Regions from separate parts of the Homo sapiens genome. Here all the other regions are linked to region 2. A link is a loop called in an ENCODE intact Hi-C map of the cell type or tissue named here. Cell type or tissue: heart right ventricle. All regions are shown on one strand. Each heading gives the region's core, and the rest is flanking DNA. Links, peaks and the distances in the headings are about the cores only.

Region 1 (7,222 bases), core at 836-5,835, 72 kb after region 2:
CATATTCCTTCTTCACTCAGGTACAAAATTCAGTAGGACACGACTTTCTGAGTCATATGCTGGATTTGAGGAGATACTGAAGCCACAAGACTGAAATAACTTTTAAACTGTGGGTGATTTGGCTAAAAGCTACTCTCATCTATTATATATTCATCTTACTAGTTTTGCTCTCAGAGGAAGTTCCTGTTTCCAAGGTAAAGGAACCTTTCTCTAACTCCACCTACCTTCCTCCTCACTAAATGGGTACAGAAAATATGCTTAGAAAAAAACGCAGAGGACCCTGATATTGTCATTCTGAAATATCAGTAGTATCTGTCACATTTTGACAGGAACTAGATACTAATCAATTTATAAGATTGAGTTTTCATGTTTCTAAAGTGCAGATACTCTGTGTTGATGGTTAAAGAGAAAGCCAGCTGGTTAGGTGTCAGATGATCTCTGACAGTGTTACCATAGACATTTAATTGCATGACCATATCTTATCCAGATGGCATTTCTCGCTTACACAGATACATAACCCCAGAGGGGCAGAGGGAGAGATGTCAAATTTCCCTCAAAATAGAACTTTGAGTCCACCCAAAGTCTACCAAGTGAGACTTTACAATTCTGCCCAAAGAGTACAGAAATTACATTGATCTGGCAAGAAAGAATGAATGGGAACCCAAAGGTAGCTGCTTGAGTTAATCAGGTTGGTGAGTGGCTGACAGGGTGCTAGAGTGGGCAAAGTCAACATTAAACCACCAGCGCACAACTTCCTATGTACCCAATGTTCACCTTCCCAGCTCCTATCATCTTTGCCACTTTACTCTGAACTGGAAACCCTCTGTACATTTTTTCCTCTTTAACTCAAAGCCTTTAGAACTCTCGAGCTCAAGCAGTCCCCTCCTGCCTCAGCCTCCTGAGTAGCTGGGACCACAAGCACACGCCACCATACCTGGATAATTTTTAAATTTTTTGTAGAGATAGGGTCTCTCCCTATGTTGCCCAGATTAGTCTCGAACTCCTGGGCTCAAGTGATTATTCTGCCTCGGCCTCCCAAAGCACTGGGGTTATGACCCACCACGCCTGGCCCCACATCTTGTTTTTCACATAATGAAATGTTTTGAAGACAGTTTGTGTCAACATTCATAGATCTAGCTCAGTCTTTTTCATGTCTGCATAGAATTATGTATTATGAATGTGGTAGAATTTATATATCCAGACATCAGTTGATGGACTTTTAGTCATTTTTAGTCTTTTGCCATTACAAACAATGCTGCACTGAATGTCGCTGTCTATGCACCATTTTTTCACATATTCATAAGTATATCAGCAGGTTAAATTTCTAGAATTAGAATTCTTCAGTCAAAGGATATATGTGCTTTACCCTTTGATAGATGTTACTCAATTGCCTCCCCATCAAAGAGGTTCTACAAATTTTTACTCCTACAAACATACAAGAAGTATCTGTTTTCCCACATCTTTGTCAACATATATAATTTCTTTACTGAATTTACAGTAAAATTCACTTTTTAAGGTGTAAAGTTCTATGAATTTTGACAAACATATAAAGTCATTTAACCACCATCACAATCAAAATCTAGAATATTTCTATTATTTCCAAAAGCTCCTTTGTGGCCCTTTGTAGTCAATCCTCTGTGCCCATCCTGAGCCTTTGCCTACTGATCTAATTTCTGTTCTTAGTTTTGCCTTTTCCAAAATATCATATCAATGAAAGCACAAAGTAAATAGCCTGTTTGAGTCTGGTTTCTTTTACTTAGCATAATGCTTTTGAGATTCATACATATTGTTACATTTATCAGTAGTTTATTCCTTTTCCTTATTGCTGAGTAGAATTTCATTGTATGATTGTTCCCAATTTGTATACATTTGCCAGTTGCTAGCATTTGGATTGTTTTGAGGTTTTGGCAATTATGAATAAAGCAGTTGGAAATATCTAGGTACATGTCTTTGTGTGGACATAGGTCTTTGCTTTTCTCAGGTAAATACCTCAGTGTGGGATTGCTCAATTTTATGGTGAGTTTTTATTTAACTTTATAAGAAACTGCCAAACACTTTCTCAAAGTGGCTTTGTTATTTCCCATCCCTAGCAGCAAGGCACAAGTGTTTCAGTTGCTCTGCATTCTTACCAACATTTCATATTGTCAATATTTAAAAAATTTTGGCCATTCTAATAAGTGTATAGTGAATATTATGTATTTATCAAACTTTAAAAATGTTGCTATTCTGAAAATTATTTTTTTCATTTACATTTCTTTAATTAAGGGTAGTTAGAATACATTTAATATGTTGATAACACATATTTCTTTTTCTTTGAATTGCCTATTCATCTTCTTTGCCATTTTTCTATTAGGTGAGCTGATCATTTTCTTAATGATTTTAAAATGACGCTTATATATTAGTGAATCCAACTATTTCATAATTGTTGCAAACTTTTGTCATTTTTTACTTTGATTTGTTAACTTACAGAAATACAATTTACAAATTTTGAAGAGAAGAGGAGACTTTATTTCTTATAAAAGGTTACAGCCTGCAGGATGGCCATTTTGACAGGTTGGGAAGTATAGCCTCCAGTCAGAAGCCAGAAACATATCTGGAGGGAGGGGCAAAGGGAACAGGAATTTACACAGAGCTGGTGGCCAAATATACATATTCAATAAGCTATAGAAGGAGTCATGAATATTTATGAAGGGAGAACCATCTGCATGTGTAATTGAGCCTTCTGCTTCTCCATGTTCAAAAAATGGTGGTGACCTTAGGTGGAGTTTTTGGCCCTCTGACATCAAAACATGAAGCAGAGGATGTGAAAACACTAGCTGCCTATTCTTCATAGACTGGCCAGAACCACCCCATAGTTAGTGGTCTCTTATCAGGCAGAAAAGATGGGGCAGCATCAGGGAGTCGGTTGATATCAGTGGTGGAGCCTTTTGAAAGGGCTGGTTTCTGTTAGGCCCTTGAGAAGGAAAGCCTACTCCTGGTTAGCAAGGGAGAGGGTCTGAGCCCCTCCCACCCTCCATTCCATCTTGGCCGAGAACGCAGTTTTCAAGGTTTCTCTGGGGTCCCCTTGGCCAAAAGATGGTCTGGTCAGTTGGGGGGCTTAGAATTTTATTTTGTATAGCTTATAGCACATTTTTCTATAGTAATATTTGTATGTAACCTCTAAATTTTGTACCTCATTGGTGCAAAAATAAGGCGGTATAAATGAGAGAGTTTATAAAGGCAAGGTATACAAGACAAGACTATAAGGCTAGGCACCCTGGTTGAGTCAGTTCACCCTGCTTCCACTATTATCCAGCACTAGAGATGCATGGCCAATACAGATTTTCTTGCTTATTCTCACCATCTGCAAATAACCAAGGCTTGTTGACAAATGCAGCTGCTTTGAGAAAGGGTAGAGTCCCCAGGGCACAATTTTTCAATTTCAGATGTGGAAGAAGACTCGTTTAGTGGAAGCAATGCGCTTATTGCTGAGGCCATCAATATACCAGATTGTTACGCCTTTTGGCTGGGACACAGGGAATTCCTGTCTGCAGAGTCAGTGACATCACTTTGCCGGAAACAGCCTTCCTCCCTGCCAACCCTACACTTAAACATGGGATTCCACACTGACCACAAAGGCCTATTATTCTCAATGCAATCTATGGGCAAAAGAATTTGAGGGAGGCTAGAAGGGGTGGGGGCAAGAGAGAATGGATGGTTTGGTTGGAGGAAGTGAGAAGAATCAGGGAAGAGGACTCTTTTGCTTCCTCATTTCCCATACATAGAGCCTCTGTCACCATTTGATTTTTGCGATCATTAACATTTTTAGAGTCAGGTATAACCAAGTGCAAACCAGTTATGTTAGTTACATGCTGCTAATCTGAGAAGAGTGTGTTGCCCAAGAACTGTGGGTGGGGAGCCTCAGGTTGGCTGAATCTGATTTGCAGGAAGAGCTTGTTCTGCACCCCCACCCACATCTACACTATCTGGATGTCACCAAATAGGCTCTCCCCACCCAAAGCTGAGTCTCAAGGGGTCCACTCAGTATCAGCCAGGCTACGTTGTTAAGATAAATGCAATTGTTTTCTAACTAAGAAGCTGTGAACCGAGAATAATTGGCTAATTAAAAGTTCAAAGAGTGGAAATAAAATAGCATTAAAAAGAGCCAGTAACTTCCTCTGACGTCTGTGGTTCAAGAGATCAGTGGAACAGGACATGGGTTATTTACTCAATTACCTTGTCTTTCTACCTTTCTTTTCATTCTCACCCCCACCCCTTCCCTTCCTTCTTATTTCCTGGCTCTATTTTCTTACCTGTGTCTCCCAACCCAATGTCCATCTCATTTTTCCTCCTTCTTTTTTGCCTTTTGCCCTTTAACTAACTGGTTATCATTGAGATCTTTAGGATCAAAGTTTGTCTTTAGCAGTTGTGTTTCTATTGATGTTTGTGCTGACTTCTTTAAGTAAAATATAGGCAGGAAAAAACCCGCTAAATTAAACTGCTTTATCCTTGAATGTGACTCTGGATTGGTTAATTGGAGAAATATGGGGTTGGGGTAGAATAAGACCTTTCCATTTAGATAGAATTTTGGACTAGTGCTTTTGCATTGGGTCAGCTGAGAAAGAATAAAACTGAAAAATTTCTACGCATCTCTAATGCAGGACAATGATTTAAGGCATTGAAGTGGAACTGAGACACTTGGATCAAATCCCTGTTCTGCCACGTGCAAGGTGCATGACTTGGGCAAGTCCCTTAAGCTTCCTGAGAAACACAGTCTCAGCCTTTTGTCACTTAACTGTAAGCTTCTGACTGTCAGGGATGAGATTCATGATTTCAAAAGGTAGGACATTGGTATCCTCAGTGAGAACAGTCCAGACAACCCTTCCAGCCAAATCCTCAATGTTGGTCACTTTTTATTTCTGGATAATGAGATTGGCTACCACATAACAGTACTGGTAGCACAGCCCAGACACTGTATGAGCCTCAGTCATGTATTGTAGGGTAGGGTGCTGGTTAAAAGCCTGGACCTTGAAGCCAGAATGCCCGTGTTTAATTCCTGGCCCTGTTACCGGTGGCAGCTATCTGAGTTACTGGCAGTGTATCCATACGGGTCTGCAGTAACCTCAATTCTTGCCTCATCAGAAGAAAGAATGTGAGGGATATAAAGTAGAAAAAGAGACTGAGTCAAGTTTCAGAGCAGGACTGGAAGTTTATTGAAAAGGCTTTAGAACAGGAAAGAAAGGAGAGAACCCTTGGAAGAGATCCAAGTGGGCAACTTGGAGAACAAACAACGTGTTTAGCTGTGATCCTAGGACTTTATAGGCGGCCATCTTGAGCCCTTTTCCCGTGATTCTTCCCTTAGGGTGGGCTGCCTGCACGCACAGTGCCCTCCTTACCTCCTTGAGCACACAGTGTGTTTAGGAAGTTGTGTGCATGCTCATCTGAGGCTTTCTTTCCTTTTCCGGTGGAGTGCTCCCGGCAAGTCATCTTCCACCTTTTGTCTCTTAATGTGCATGCCCAGGAAGTTGCTTCTCCCTGGTGCTTGAATTCAATTAACACTTTAATGTTACAGCTGTGGATCAGCAGATTTTCTCTCCCTGGCTCCAGCTGCCAAATTATCATTTTTAGAGAGGCAATGTGATAACTGTCAAACCATCACCTGATATTTCTAGTTGGTGGGGGAGAAGAGCCCTTTCCTGCCATGTCTGTCTAACTACATGTAACAGCGCAACATTTACATCAGTGTAACTTTGGGAAGTTACTTAATCTCTCTGTGACTCAGTTTCCTCATCTGTAAACTAACAATAATGATAATTATAATAGTGACTGTGAGTGTGACTTTATTTGGAAATATAGTAGGGTGTTCAGAGATGTAATTAAGCTAAGGATCTTGAGATGAAATCATCTTGAATTTAGGGTGGGCCCTAAATCTGATGACTGGTGTCCTTATGAGAGAAAGGAGAAGGAAACGTGACACAAAGAGCAACAGGGGGAAAGGCCATGTGAAGACAGAGGTGGAGATTGGAGTGATGCAGCCACAAGCCAAGGAATGCTAAGAAGCTGAAAAAGACAAGAAAGACATCTCCTCCAGAACCTTCAAAGGGAGCATGCCCCTGCTGATACCTTAACTTTTGGACTTCTGGCCTCCAGATTTATGAAAGAATACATTTCTGTTTGAAGCCAGCAAGTTCATGGTAACTTGTTGTGGCAGCCCTAAAAAACTAATACAGATTTTATAGAGAAGATGATAGTATTACGTGCACCTTATAGGATTGTAGTGAAGGCTAAATTGATGGCTGCATTTAAAGTGCTAAGAGTAGAATCTGGAATATAGTAAGAACTCTTTAGTATAGGCTATTACGTGTTGTTAGCTCATTGAACCTTACATAGCAACCCTATGAAGCAGATACTATTGTGACTCCCATTCTGCCCATGAGGAAATGGAGGCTTACAGAGACTAAGCAAAGGTAAGCTTATCTGAACTCTGCTCTAGCTTGAACCATCCCCCAGAAGTCTGTGGAGTTTGACTAACTGCTGATGGATCCTGATGATTGTTGGCTCGGTGACCCTTCCTGATGATGGTCTCTCAGAAAAGACTCTCCAGTGCTGAGCCATCAAGAAGTCTAGAAGGCATTGAGAAGGCTGTCACATGTGATTATGTTTACTCCTCCTGGATGCGTCTGCCCAGACCTGGTTTTGGCACAAGCTCTGCTCTGATGGAGCCAGGCTCTGTCCACACTTGGCTGTGTGGCCTGACCTCATTTGAGTAGCCTCAGCACATCATTACCACAAGAGGCAGGGATGTGCCACCCTAAAAGGCCACACCCTCTCTCTCCAGTGACTTCAACAGCCCCCAATGGTTCCTTGTTCACCCCTAAGTTGCTAAGCATAGATTATATGAATGACTTTAGAAGTAAGTCACATCACTCAGAATAAGGCAAAGCCCTCACTAGTGCCCTCAAGGCCTTATGAGCAGGGGACCCCATTGATCCTCTGACCAGTTCCTACTACTCTCCCCTCAGGGCCTTTCTGTGTACAGTTCCAGATGCTGTAAAGCTCTTGCCTCAGAGGTATGCAGGCTTTCTCCCTGTGATAGAAATCACCTTCTCAGGCCAGTCCTAATCACTGCATCCTTCCTTTTTACCTTCCTTGCTTTTTCTTCCTCCTCAGCACTTAAAATTATGTAATACACTGTAAATTTTGTTTATCTTGCTTATTGTATTTTTCTCCCAACTAGAATATA
Region 2 (7,222 bases), core at 1,550-6,549:
ATTTTTAGTAGAGACGGGGTTTCACCATGTTGTCCAGGATGGTCTCAAACTCCTGACCTCAGGTGATCCACCTGCTTCGGCCTCCCAAAGTGCTGCCATTACACGCTTGAGCTGCTGCAACCGGCCTAAAAATTAAAACTTTTCCCCAATGTTTAAATTATTTACACAGCCCTAAAATTCATTCTAAAGAATTTTGTTTTGTATTTATTTGAATTGAATAGACTTGGAATTGAGTTTTGCTCTAAATTGCAATGACTGTGGAACAGCCACCTTTGTTGCAGAATTCCTCTCAAACCCTTATGATGGAACAACAGAAAATCTATAACTATGATAGGTGGCCAAATTAGCTGGAAAAATGTTTGACTTGTAAACGTATCATGCTGGGGTACCTGGAGCATCTGAATCCCACCACCAGCACCACCACTCTGTAAGAGGAAAACCTGGTGGAACAAATCAGTTGAGGGCTGGGACTTCTGGGTAGGGAGAAAGGAAGGGAGGGAAGATGAAGGAGACCAGGAGAGGATCCCAATGTTCTGGAAAAGTCCCTGGCATATGGTAGGTGTCCAGTAAATATTTATTGAATAAATGATTGCGTGAATGATGCTCAGCAGGGATATGGATACTGAGCTCACATGGACTGCTCAGTAGCCTCATAGGGAGAAAACACTGTTTTGCATTAGCCCCTGGAATCTCTGTGTGTGCATGGTTGTCTGGTGATTAGATTGGTAATGTCCTGTGCCTGCCTTGATTTCTAGATGGTAAGGGCTCAGATAAGAATATGAACCAGCTTTTACCAGGATGGGGTAATTGTCAGATATTAATGAAGTATGGCAGTAGGCAAACCTAGGGCCAAAACTGAAGTGAGGGAGGCCCCTTGCTTGGCCAGATCAGGAGTCACTGTCCAAAGGCTTAGGTCCCATCATTTTCCTGCACCAAAGCTGGATATAGTGGGCAGTCAGCAGGGAGCCAAGGAGTTGTGTGTGGTCAGGGTCAAGAAAGGCAAAATTCGTCAGAGAAATGCATACCCTGTTGGTGAGATGGAGAAGACCTATTCCTTCTCACCTCAAACCAAGACTCACCATAAATAGGCTATGCATACTCATGATGATCTGACTATTTTGAGTAGCTTGCCAGAAGGGTAAGATGAGAAAAGAGATCTAATTTACACTTTTTAAAATGACAATTAGAGGGAGATCACAACAGCCAAAGAAGATTACCTATTTATTAAGCACATAGGCACACTCTGGTTTAGGTGCTGTGGGATGTTGAAGGATTTAGATGAGGAGGAGAGAAAAAGAATTTGCACTCAGACTCGAGAATTTGAAGTCACACTTTGGATTGTATACACAGGTATACTTCAGAGATATTGCAAGTTCAGTTCCAGACCACCACAATAAAGCAAGTTACACAAATTTTTTGGTTTCCCAGGGCATATAAAAATTATGTTTACATTATATTATACATTATATTATAGTCTATAAAGTGTGCAATAGCATTATTTGCAAAAGTACAATGTATATACCTTGATTAAAAATACTTTATTGTTAAAAATGCTAATGATCATCTAAACCTTCTGTGAGTTGTAATCTTTTTGCTGTTGGAGGATTTTACCTCTATGTTAATAGCTGCTGACTGATCAGCGTGGTGGTTGCCGAAGGTTGGGGTGGCTGTGGCAATTTCTTAAAAGAAGACAACAGTGAAGTTTGCCACATCAATTGACTCTTCCTTTTATGACAATTTCTCTGTAGCATGTGATGCTGTTTGATAGCATTTTACCCACAGTAGGACTTTCAAAATTGGTGTCAGTCCTCTCAAGCCCTGCTGCTGCTTTATCAAGTAAGTTTATGTAACATTTTAAATCCTTTGCTGTCATTTCAACGATGTTCACTGCATCTTCCCCAGGAATAGATTCCATCTCAAGAAACCAGTTTCTTTGCTTATCCATAAGAAGCAAGTCCTCATCTGCTCCATTTGTATCATGAGATGTAGCAACTCAGTCACATATTTAGACTCCACTTCTAATTCTAGTTTTCTTGCTATTTCCACCACATCTGCAGTTACTTCCTTCACTGAAGTCTTGAACCCCTCCAAGTCATCTATAAGGGCTGGAATTGACTTCTTCCAAATTCCTGTTAATGTTGATATTTTCACCTCTTCCCATGAATCACGAATGTTCTTAATGGTATCTAGAATGGTGAATCCTTTCCAGAAAATTTTTGATTTACTTTGCCCACATCCAACAGAGGAACTATCTATGATGGCTACAGACTTATGAAATGTATTTCTTAAGTAATAAGACTTGAAATTACTTCTTGATCCATGGGCTGCAGAATAAATGTTGTGTTAGCATGCATAAAAATAACATTCATCTTCTTGTACATTTCCATCAGAGCTCCTGGGTGATCAAGTGCATTGTCAATGAACAGTAATATTTTGAAAGGAATATTTTTTCTGAGCAGCAGCCATCAACAGTTAGCTTAAAATATTCAGTAAACCATGCTGTAAACAGATTTACAGTCATCCAGGCTTTTTTATTCCAGTTACAGAGCACAGGCAGAGTAGCTTTAACATAATCCTTTTTGTTTTTGAGATGGAGTCTCTGTCACCCAGGCTAGAGTGCAGTGGCATGATCTTGGCTCAGTGCTACCTCCACCTTTTGGGTTCAAGTGATTCTCGTGCCTCGGCCTCCCGAATAGCTGGGACTACAGACACGTGCCACCAAGCCCTCCTAATTCTTCTGCATTTTTAGAGATGGGGTTTTACCATGTTGGCCAGGCTGGGCTCGAACTCCTAACCTCAGGTGATCTGCTTGCCTTGGCTTCCCAAAGTCCTGGGATTACAGGCGTGAGCCACTGCACCCGGCCCATTTAACGTAATTCTTAAAGGCCCTAGGATTTTCAGAATGGTCAATTAACAATGGCTTTAACTTAAAGTCACCAGCTTCATTAGGCCCTAACAAGAGAGTCATCCTCTCCTTTGAAGATTTGAAGCCAGGTATTGACTTCTCCTCTCTAGCTATGAAAAACTCTACTGGCCCCCAGAGGATGAAGGGCCTAATGTGGCATCCAAGATGGCATCTTCTTCCAAAAGAAGGCTATTTCATCTACATTGAAAATCTGTTGTTTCGTGTAGCCACTTTCATCAATGATCTTAGCATGATCTTCTGGATACCTCACTGCAGCTTCTCCATCAGCACTTGCTGCTTCACCTTGCGCTTTTACATTACGGAGGTGGCTTACTTTCTTAAACCTCATGAACCAACCTCTGCTGGCTTCTGACTTTTCTTCTGCAGCTTTCTTACCTTTCTCAGCCTTCATAGAACTGAAGAGAGTTAAGGTCTTGCTCTGGATTAGGTTTTGGCTCAAAGGAATGTTGTGGCTGGTTTGATCTTCTATCCAGACCTTTCAGACATTTTCCATATTAGTAATAAGGCTGTTTCTCTTTCTTATCATTTGTGTGTTCACTGGAGCACTGTGTTTACTTTTTTTAAAGAAATTTTCTTTGCGTTCATAACTTGGCTGTTTTCTGCAAGCAGCTTAGCTTTTAGCCTGTCTCAGCTTTCGACATGCCTTCCTTGCTAAGCTTAATCATTTCTAACTTTTGATTTCCAGTGAGAGATGTGTGACTTTTCCTTTTACTTGAACACTTACAGGCCATTGTAAGGTTATTAATTGGCCTAATTTCAATATATTGTGTCTCAAGGAATAGGGAAGCCCAAGGAGAGGAGGAGATAGTGGGACAGACAGTGAGTGGAACAATCAGACCACAAACAGCAGTTATCAATTAAGTTCATCATCTTATATGGGCATGGTTCATGGTGCCCCAAAACAGTTACAATTTTAATATCAAACATCACTGATCCCAGATCATCATAAGAAGTATAATAATAATGAAAAATTTTAAATATTGCAAGGATTACCAAGATGTGATACAGAGACATGAAGTGAGCACATGGTACTGCAATAATGGCACTGATAGACTTGTTCAATGCAGGGTCGCTACAAACCTTCAATTTGTAAAAATCGCAACGTCTGTGAAACACAATAAAGCCAAGCACAAGCAAGTGGAGTATGCCTGTAAGAAACATAAAATATGAAAAATCAGCAGTGTGAGGCATTAAGCAGTTCCCAGGTTGCTTGGCACTTATGAAAGTCTCTTAGAATTTGGAGGAGAGAGGGTTAGCTGGAAGACTTGAAAGATTCAAGGTTTGAGCCAGACCCTGAAGGATGAGCTGAGACAATCATCTTAGGTTAAGTAATGATCTCAAAAGTATAAAAATTGCTATTACTATTATCTTTTTCTGTTTTCCTATTTCTTCAGACTTTGCTGCCCCCAGAGGATGAAGGGCCTAATGTAAAGGAGAACAGGAGGCCTGATTTTGGCATTACCTCAAAGATTTGTCACCCCTGGCTGATCTCTGCAAAGGCGGAGGCGTTAACAGCAACATAGGAGCTTCCTGCTGTAGACTGTTCTGGTATTGTGGGATATTATTGTCCTCAAAAGCTGGGTGTGTGGGCCATGCTGATAAGGTCATCGGCATTAGTCTAAGGGCCATGTGTTCTTCAAAACTTTCCACTGACTCTTAGGCCCAGCAAGGTCCAGAAGTAGAAGACAGAGATTTATGCTGTTTGGAGTCTTGATTGCTTGGCAAGTATTAATACAATTCTGGGGCACTTAACGGTTGGTTAGTGTAGTAAATTTTGCTTAACACTAGCTTTTCTGCATCTCAGAGCTACTTTAAGTTGTCTGGCAATGTTCCCAAATAAGGGTAACCCCGTCTGGAGAAGCCTAGGCCTTTTCCTTCCTTTTGTTATTTTTTTTTTCAAGTGCTGCAACCAGCAGTCGCTACTCCTTCCTGTCCTCCCCCTAGAGTTGCTGACTGCTCTCCAGTGACATGTATTTGGAAACTTTTTAAGATACTAGAAAATCAACTTAGAAACTTTCTTTTTCTTTTTCTTCTTCTTCTTCTTTTTCTTTTTTCTTTTTTTTTTTTTAGACCAATGGGAATATTGTGTGTTGTGGATGGAAAGATTTGAATACTACTATGTTTTCACATTGAGTTCAATGTAACAAGGCCATTTCCGTGTCTTGGCACACAGCCTGAGTTAACTTTGCTTTGCTGGATGTGGATACAATGAATTCTGTTTGAACAAGAAATCATGTGTAACAAATGCTTTTGCAAAATCATGTCGTCATTAAAGCAGTTACTTTAATAAAGATGGGCTTCACAAGGGGTTTCCGGTACAACAGCTGCAGTTAAATATCTATACACTGTTAACATATTTTTTAAAATAAGCTTTTAATTATAGAATAGTTTTCAATTTACAGAAAAGTTATGAAGATAGTACAGAAAGTTACCAGGTACTCTCTACCCAGTTCCCTGATTATTAACATCTTACATTAGTGTGGTACATTTGATACAATAAATGAACCAATATTGATACCTTAATATCAACTAAAGTCCATACTTTATTCAGATTTCTTTAGTTTTTACCCAATGTTCTTTTCTGTTCCAAGATTCCAAATTACATTTAATCTTCATGACTCCTTAGGCTCCTCTTGGCTGTGAGAATTTCTCAGACTTTTTATTTTTGATGACCGTAGCAGTTTTGAGAAATACTGGTCAGAAATTTTTGTATAATGTCCTTCAATTGGGATTTGTCTGATATCTTTCTCATGATTAGGCTCGAGTTATGCACTTTTTGGAGGAAGACCACAGAGTGCCATTTTCATCACATCATACCAAGGATATGTGTTATCAACATGATTTATCACTGTTGATGTTAATCTAGATGGCCTTGCTGAGGTAGTGTTTGTCAGGTTTTTCCACTGTAAAGTCACTCTTTCTTACTCTTTTTCTCTGCTGCACTCTTTGGAAAGAAGTCACTATGCAGGCCATACTTAAGGAGTGAGGAGTTATGCTTTACCTCCTAGAGAGTGGAGTATTTATGTAACTCATTTGAAATTCTTCTGTATGGATTTGTCTATTCTCTCCCATTTGTTTATTTAATAATTCATTTGTTAAATATTCTATTTCATAAATACACTAATAGTCTATTTCAGTATAGACTCGTGGATATTTATTTTATACTTTGGATTATCTTTGAATATGGTTCTATTTTATTGTTCAAATTATTCTAATTTTGGCTATTGGAAGCTCTATTGGCTCCTGTGTCACTTTGACACACCCCATCATTGTAAGCTTTTTTTTTCTTAATTACTTTCTGGCCCCATAAGATACTCCAGGATTGTCTTGTAATATTTCCTGTCCCCAGCCTAGAGTCACCTATTTATCAGGGGAATTCTGGTTCCTTTTACTGGAGAACGGTTATAGAAACAAAAATCTGGGGGTTAGATGTGCTTATTGCTACTGCAGTATCATTGCTTATAGGCCCACTCTGCTGACAGAGCAAGAAAATATAGATGTATTTTAAACCATATATATATATATATATATATATATATATATATATATGCACAACTATAAATAGTTCTACATTTATTCATATGTATCCCTATTAAGCTAAACCTGAGTTCATACTGATGTCTCTAACGTTAATCCATTACCACATGGATCATTCTAGCCATTTCCCCTTACTTGTCTATAACCTTCCACTCTAACAGTGAGAAGCCTGACTCCTATTGTCTGTCATCCATTTACATAATTTCTGATTCCAGTATACATGTATAGTGGTTTCAGAATTATGAATCTTGGGAGACAGAGTAATGTACTTTTACACAGTTCCTTTTGCCTTTGGTCCTGTAGACTTTACTCACATCTAAAGTGACTTGGGGCCGAGAGTGGGGACTCATGCCTGTAATCCTAGCACTTTGGGAGGCCAAGGCAGGTGGATTGCTTGAGGCCAGGAGTTCAAGACCAGCCTGACCAACATGGTGAAACCCCATCTCAACTAAAAATACAAAAATTAGCCAGGCTTGGTGGTGTGCTACTTGGGAGGCTGAGGCACAAGAGTTGCTTGAACCAGGGAGGCAGAGGTTGCAGTGAGCCAAGATCATGCTACTGAACTCCAGCCTCTGTGGCAGAGTAAGACTCTGTCTCAAAAAAAAAAAAAAAGTGACTAGGTCAGCACCCTTTTCCTCTACCTCCCTCTGTGAGGTTTTTTCACACATTTGTAATACAGTTCCATTATTTTGTCAGAATTTAAATTTCATTCTGGGCTCCCTTGACTTCCTGAATAATTTTTGAAAACTTTGTATGGGT
Region 3 (7,222 bases), core at 1,000-5,999, 97 kb after region 2:
TAGAATTGTTTCCATCCTAAGGAGATATCTGCCCCATATCTATACGGCCTCCAGTCTCAGTGAGCTTAGGGTCTGTTGCGCCTACATTTCCAGGTCTTCACCAAGGCCCCTGCATTGGTGTTTCCATGAACCAAGCAAGGTCACTTCTACTGTTCCTCTTTCTGGACCAGCACTTCTATCCATGCAACCTAGCTCATGAAGATCGGTTATGATCTTCATGTGATCACTGCACTCCAGCCTGGGTGACAGAGCGAGACTCCGTCTCAAAAAAAAAAAAATTTAAAAATTTAATTTATTTTTAGACTCATGGGGCACATGTGCATATTTGTTTCATGGGTATATTGCATGATGCTGAGGTTTGGGCTTCTAATGATCCTGTCACCCAAGTAGTGAACATAGAACCTGACAGGTAGTTTTTCAACCTTTGACCTCCTCCCCACCTCCCCTCTTTTGGAATCCCTAGTGTTTATTGTTCCCGTCTTTGTGTTCATGTGTACCCAACGTTTAGCTTCCACTTATAAGAATATGCAGTATTTGGTTTTCTGTTCCTGTGTTAATTCGCTTAGGGTAGTGGCCTCCAGCTGCATTCATGTTGCTGCAAAGGACATGATTTCATTCTTTTTTATGGCTGCATAGTATTCCATGGTGCATATGTACCACATTTTCTTTATACAATTCATCATTGATGGACACCTGGGTTGATTCTATGTCTTTGCTATTATGAATAGTGCTGTGATAAATATACAAGTGCAGGTGTCTTTTTGGTGGAATAATTTGTTTTCCTTTGGGTATATACCTAGTAATGGGATTGCTGGGTCAAATGGCAATTCTATTTTTAGTTCTTTGAGAAATCTCTAACCTTCTTTTCACAGGGCTGAATAAATTTGCATTCCCACCAACAGTGTGTAAGCATTCTCTTGTATGCACAATCTTGCCAGCATCTGTTATTTTCTGACTTCTTAATAGCCATTCTGACTGGTATAAGATGGTATCTCATTGTGGTTTTAACATTCATCTCTCTGATGACCAGTGATGATGAGCATTTTTTCAAAAGTGTATTGGCCACTTGTATGTCTTCTCTTGAGAAGTGTCTATTTATGTCTTTGACCCACTTTTTGTGTGTTTACTCTGTCACTGGTTTTTTTTGCTGTGCAGAAGCTCTTTAGTTTAATTAGGTCCCAATTGTCACTTTTTGTTTTAACTGCATTTGCTTTTGAGGACTTAGTCATAAATTCTTTCCTGAGGCCAATGTCTGGAAGGGTATTTCCTAGGTTTCTTTTATGACTTTTATAGTTTGAGGGTCTTACAGTTATGTGTTTATTCTACCTTGAGTTAATTTTTGTATATTGTGAGAGGTAGGGGTGTAGTTTCATACTTCTACATATGGTTAGCCAGTTTTCCAACCACCATTTATTAAATAGGAAGTCCTTTTCCCATTGTTTATTTTTGTCAGCTTTGTCAAAGATCAGTTGGCTGTAAGTGTATGGCTTTATTTCAGGGTCTCTATTCTGTTCCATTGATCTATGTATCTATTTCTGTACCAGTACCATGCTGTTTTAGTTATCATAGCTTTGTGGTTTAAAGTTAGGTTATGTGATGCCTCTGGCTTTATCCTTTTTGCTTAGGATTGCCTTGGCTATTTGGGCTCTTTTTTGGTCTGTATGAATTTTAGAGTAGATTTTTTTCTAATTCTTTGATTTCTTTGGGCAATACGACGCATTCAAAAAAGACTTGGAAGGAAATAAATAAAAATAAAAGTGATATCTAATTAGTAGAATCTTAAACATCTTTTTTTACTTCATTTTATAAGTGATATTTAAGAAACTTTTAGTACTCTTAAAATAGAAAATAATATTGAAATGATCCCGAGGGAGTGTCAGATCTCTTCCTTACCACCTAAATCTTACTGCTTTCTTTAAAGGATATACTCATAGGGACTTTTGGAAATATTTAAATATAAGCTACAGAGAAATGTTGGGTTTCTCCACTGCCAGACTTTGAGGCATTCACTAGCTAATGGACTTTTGAGCCCAGGAGGCAGAGAGAACATGAACATTCTCCAGACTTCTGGGAAGCTTTATTTACTGAAGCCCCTGTAGGCCTCGTACTCTCTGGAACATGCATTGGAAAATGCTGGTGTGGTGGAAAGAGAACAAAACGTTGTGGCTACCTGGGCTCTGATGGATGTTGTAACAAAGAAAGGCAAGCTCCCCAAATGCTCAAATTGAACTTTCAGTCAAGCTTTATCTGTCTCTCAAGCAGCAAACAATGCCAGTTTTTTATTCTGCAAGCCATTTTAGAAGACAAAATGTTTGGCACAGTTGCACAGGTTAGCATGCTAGTGTACTGTGTACACAAGATGAAATGTCTTCAATTTGTGTTAAAATATGCTTTACCCCCTTCTCAAACACTTGTCAAATGAAACGTAGTAAAAGTTTTTGTTTCTCAACTACCTCACTGTGTAAGTAAGGCCTTAGAGAAAACAAGCTGACAGAAGCAAGCCTGGTTCTTTGGCTCTATGGGAAGAATGACTTTCGTATCAACAATGTTAGAATAAAATCTGATCCCAGATAAATGCTGCTTGCTGCTTCTACCTCACCAGTTTCTGTCGTATGCTGCTGTGGTTGGAACATTTTCTGGCAGGAAGAAATCAGGGGCTCTGTTAGGAAACAACAGAATTTTCTGCCATGTGTAATTCCTGAGCCTCTTTCTCCACTCTGGGAGGTTTCTCAAGGGTCCAGTGGCCCCAGACCTTAGTCAGTGTTCCTCTCTGCCCACAATGGCCACCACCTAAGCCATTTCTTGGATTCCTTTCACTGCAAGCCTAGCTGCAGAGGAGTCTGTCCAGCTTGCTTCCTTGCTGTGCCCAAAGCCAGCATACAGGCCCTTTTCTTTCTAAAGGCATAATGCTAATTACTGGAGGGAATCCCCACTGTGTGTAACTAGGAAGAGAACACTGTGGAGGTTATGGCAGGTCAAGGGTCCTTGCAAGGTCTGCACGGTGGTACTCCCTGGTCTAGTGAAATGGAGTAGAGTTTGACACTCAATAGGCTCTACTTTTAGCTTTTCCTAGTGGTCCAGGGAGGTCTCTTAAATCCTATTTCTTGTCTTCTTTTCTCCCTGGAGTCTCTTAGATTCATAGCAGATGATATATATACCCATTGCCACCTACATTTTCAGGTCTTCACTGGGGCCCCTACATTGGTGTCTCCATGAACCAAACAAGGTCATTTCTACTGTTCCTCTTTCCAGACCACTGCTTCTGTTCATGCAACCTAGCTTATATATGTAGGGAGATTCACACACACACACACACACACACACACCACACACCCACACACACCCACACACACAGCTAAATTAAGCATTTTTAAAGTGGCAGACCATACTTTGAGGTCTGCAGCTTAAATAAGCAGCCACGTGACAAGCGTCTCCTTCTTCTCTTCCTTTCGCTTCCCCATTTACTTCCCTCTATGTTTCTTCTCTAAGGAAGATTTAAAAGCACATGTGCCATCATGCTCTTCTCCCAAGTTCATATCAGATGTCATTAATCAATCATGGAATTTTTTAATCCTGAGTAAGCCCAGAGATATAACCAAAGATGACTATCAGTTGATCAAAATGGGCATTGAGCAGTTTACTCCTGGATAGATACCCCCAAAGAAATGAGAGCTTATTTCAACAAAATGAAATGCATATGAATGTTTCTGGCAGCTATATTTCCAGTAGCCCCAAACTGGAAATAACCCGAATGTCCATCAACAGTTGAATGGATAAAAATATAGTATATCCATATAATGAAATACTTTGCAGTGATGGAAAAAGATGAACTACTGATACACACAGTTTGAGTTCATCTTACATAGTGTAAAGTGAAAGAAGTTAGACATAAAGGAGGCATACTATGTGAGTTCATACATTGCAGTTCAAAAACAGGCAGAACTCATACATGGTGGTAGAAGTTAAGACAGTGGTAACTGACTGAGAGGGGCACTGGGAAGCCTTATGAGGGCTAGAATGTGTTCTGTATCTTGATCTGGGTGGTGGTTATATGGATGTGCACATATGCAAAAATTTATTGAGGTGTATGCCTAGTATTTGCACACTTTACTGTAGCTACCCCTCATTTAATGTCCTTAAAAGGGGGCACCAATTTGAAAATTATTGCCCAGCCCTTGCTTCTATGTTTCTGTGTATAGTTTCTGTTTCTAGTTCTTTCTCCTGCTGTCATCTGTCCTTCTTCTCCTCTGCTGACTTTCTTTCCTCCTTTTTTTCTTCTTTTCATCTCCCCCTACTCGTAAAGCTAAAAACATGAAGTTTAAGTACATATATTGTAAAATATATTAAATACAATTTTACAGTTATATTCATAATTTAAAAGTGAGTGTATTTAGTGTTTTTACACCTCTCCTTAAAACAAACTCTGCATTTATTGAACTAAAATTAGATGAACATATTTATTACGTCTTACTGGCATTCAATGGAGTAACTCAGTGGTTCCCAAACTTATCTGCACATTAGAATCATGTGGGACCTTATAAAAATTCCAAAGCCCAGGACACAATACCACATCAATTAGATCACAATACCTGGGTCTAGGACACAAGCATCAGTAGCCATTGAAGCTTTCCAGGTGATTCCCGTATGATTCCAATGTGTAGACAAGTTTGGGGACTATAGATTAATGGCTTTCTATTCCTTCCATAGTGTCTCAGCTACTTCAGCATGTGGTTCTGAATCTTGGCTGCACATTAGAATCACCTAAGAAGCTTCTAAACAATACTGCTTCTTGGGCCCTGTTCTGCATAAGGTCTGAATATTTCTAACATGCAAACAGCATGAAGAGCCCCGTTCTAGCAGGGTTGTTGTCCTGGTAGATCTTGTGATCGGAGTGACTCCAGTGCCATCCCCTCAATGTTCCTCTCAAATACTTTCTCCTCATGTTTTTGAAAATTCCAGTCCTTTCTTTTGCAAGCCTAATATGGAGATGAGTGATGTGATACTGATAAGTTTTTGGTCTGTGTTGCTTTCAGTATGGGATTGTGCTGGATGCGGGTTCTTCTCACACAAGTTTATACATCTATAAGTGGCCAGCAGAAAAGGAGAATGACACAGGCGTGGTGCATCAAGTAGAAGAATGCAGGGTTAAAGGTAAGATGAAGACCAAGGGAAGGGGAGGCCAACAGTGGGGCATGAGAACATGAGAGGTGTATGACCAGTAGAACACAAGAGAAAAAGGAGTCCCACGCATAGGAAGCCAAGTGAAGAAAACAGTGCAGCTGCTGTTGTTATGTTATCGTTACAGAAAACATATTGAAATCAGTCGTTAATGATCAAAACCTAAGAATAAACACACATAAATATAATTAATAGTAGCTCCCATCAACAGAACACTTCTGCATGCTATGTACTTAGTACTGAACATGTGTTACTTCAGTATACCCTCATAATCTCCCTTTGAGGTATGCATTATTATACTAATTTTTTAAAAATGAGGGCACTGAGGTTGAGAGAGGTTATACCACTTGTTTGTTACTCAAGCTAGTAAGTGATGGAGCTGCGGTTCAAACCAAGTTCTGCCCGACTTCAAGTCTGCATCTTAGCCAGTGCTTCTCAAACTTGCATGAGCTTGTTAAAAACACAGATGATGGGTCCCATCCCCTAGAGTTTCTGAGTCAGCAGATCTGGAATGAAGCCTGATAATCTGTATTTCTAAGAAGTTCCTAGGTGATGCTAATCTGTCTGGTTCAGAGATTTATTGCTCTCTTAATCTTTGTACCCTGATCTACAGCTTGGAAGACATTTTTCAAAGCTTTCAGCTTCTGTGTAGGCAGGAAAGACCAAATTATAGGCTCTTAGGGCTGGGAAAAGGAACTTACAGATCGTTTAAATTTTGTTTCACAGAGAAGGAAACAAAAACCTGGAGGATTAGTGCCTTGAAAGTAGCAACAGAATAGAGACAAGAATCTAGGTCTCCTAATTACACTCTAGGTTTCCTGCTACTCTGAGCTGCTGCATTATATATCAATAATTTTTTTCTTTTAAGGTCATAATATGTTAGAGTGGTTGACATTCAGCTTTCAATCCCTTTACCCAGTACCCTACCATGCACCATTATACCACAGTCTCTCTGACTTTTATCTCTCTTAGCCTTTTGAGCTGGGAACCCACTGTTTATTTTTAGTCAGACTGATAGCCTAGATCCTAGAAGATAATTGATTTTCAGTTTGACAGCCTGTGGAATCCACTAATTTTCACAGGTCGTCAAGAAAGTAGTAGAGAGGAGATATTTCCAAGAGAGCAAGTCATTCTACCCAGTAGCCCCATCAATACTGACACTTTGGCCCCATCTGAGACAGTACTTCTGGCCTTTCTTAAAGCCCAAATCCCTCATTTTATTGGCTTTTATTTGACACACTGCCTTCCATTTTTAAAAGTTATTTTAATGGCCAAGCACGGTGGCTCATGCCTGTAATCCCAGCACTTTGGGAGGCTGAGGTGGGCGGATCACAAGGTCAGGAGATGGAGACCATCCTGGCTAACACGGTGAAACCCTGTATCTACTAAAAATACAAAAAAATTAGCTAGGCATGGTGGTGCGTGCCTGTAGTCCCAGCTACTAGGGTGGCTGAGGCAGGAGAATCACTTGAACCCGGGAGGCGGAGGTTGCAGTTAGCCGAGATCGCGCCACTACACTCCAGCCTGGGCGACAGAGCAAGACTCCGTCTCAAAAAAAAAAATCTAGCAGATGTCCTTCTTCTGAGACTTATCCCATGAGCGTTTGGCCTAACAATGAAGGATTCTTCCCTCTCAAAAGAGAGAGTTCTCTAGTTAATCAAATATTTAACACCAAATTTTCTGAATCAAAACAATTAGCTGGTAACTTAGAGCTGATTTTCTCATGGTTATTAGGCTGTTTGAAAACCTGTGAATGATCTGGATAACTTATTTGAATAATTATCCTTAAAGCAATTACTCTGCTATGAAGCACTGATAGTGTAGATATTTATCTTAATGTGAGATGAAAGTGTTGTTATAACTTCAAAAAGCTTAAGGAATCTTGGCTCTAATCCTCCATAGCAACAGTCGGTTTTGCTCTAAAACTGGAAAAACAGTTTTGCTAGGGAGGCAGGATATCGGAGTGGAAAAGTCACTGAAGAGACATAGATTCTGTTCCTCTTTCTTGTAACAGGAAGCAACTCCACCTCAGAAACTTTAAGGT

What was found. A loop is a pair of places that touch in the nucleus more often than their neighbours do. Peaks named below come from ENCODE experiments on the same cell type or tissue, not always from the same donor. Only the 100,000 strongest peaks of a DNase experiment are listed, where the experiment ranks them.
Region 1: a loop joins it to region 2, with 2.6 times the contacts of the local background. A loop is called at or near these places in 7 of 110 quality-filtered maps.
Region 3: a loop joins it to region 2, with 2.6 times the contacts of the local background. A loop is called at or near these places in 24 of 110 quality-filtered maps.

The regions. Positions count from the first base shown.
Region 1 is chr10:95,810,613-95,817,834 of GRCh38, forward strand. All of the region lies in intron 1 of ENTPD1 (ectonucleoside triphosphate diphosphohydrolase 1), which reads left to right. All of the region lies in intron 4 of ENTPD1-AS1 (ENTPD1 antisense RNA 1), which reads right to left. Among named protein-coding and RNA genes, the nearest start is that of ENTPD1, 58 kb to the left of the region's middle. In heart right ventricle, for the core only: no CTCF peak of the experiment used is centred there; a DNase peak (open chromatin) is centred at 3,521; H3K27ac peaks cover 3,242 bases.
Region 2 is chr10:95,737,561-95,744,782 of GRCh38, forward strand. It overlaps a transcript of ENTPD1 not described here. Among named protein-coding and RNA genes, the nearest start is that of ENTPD1, 15 kb to the right of the region's middle. RefSeq lists enhancers at 4,498-4,587, 4,598-4,657. In heart right ventricle, for the core only: a CTCF peak has its summit at 4,358; DNase peaks (open chromatin) are centred at 4,451 and 5,098; H3K27ac peaks cover 3,315 bases.
Region 3 is chr10:95,834,658-95,841,879 of GRCh38, forward strand. ENTPD1 (ectonucleoside triphosphate diphosphohydrolase 1) reads left to right here. Exons shown (of 10, transcript NM_001776.6): 3 at 5,034-5,151. The region is part of intron 4 of ENTPD1-AS1 (ENTPD1 antisense RNA 1); the gene reads right to left. Among named protein-coding and RNA genes, the nearest start is that of CC2D2B, 70 kb to the right of the region's middle. In heart right ventricle, for the core only: no CTCF peak of the experiment used is centred there; a DNase peak (open chromatin) is centred at 3,334; H3K27ac peaks cover 870 bases.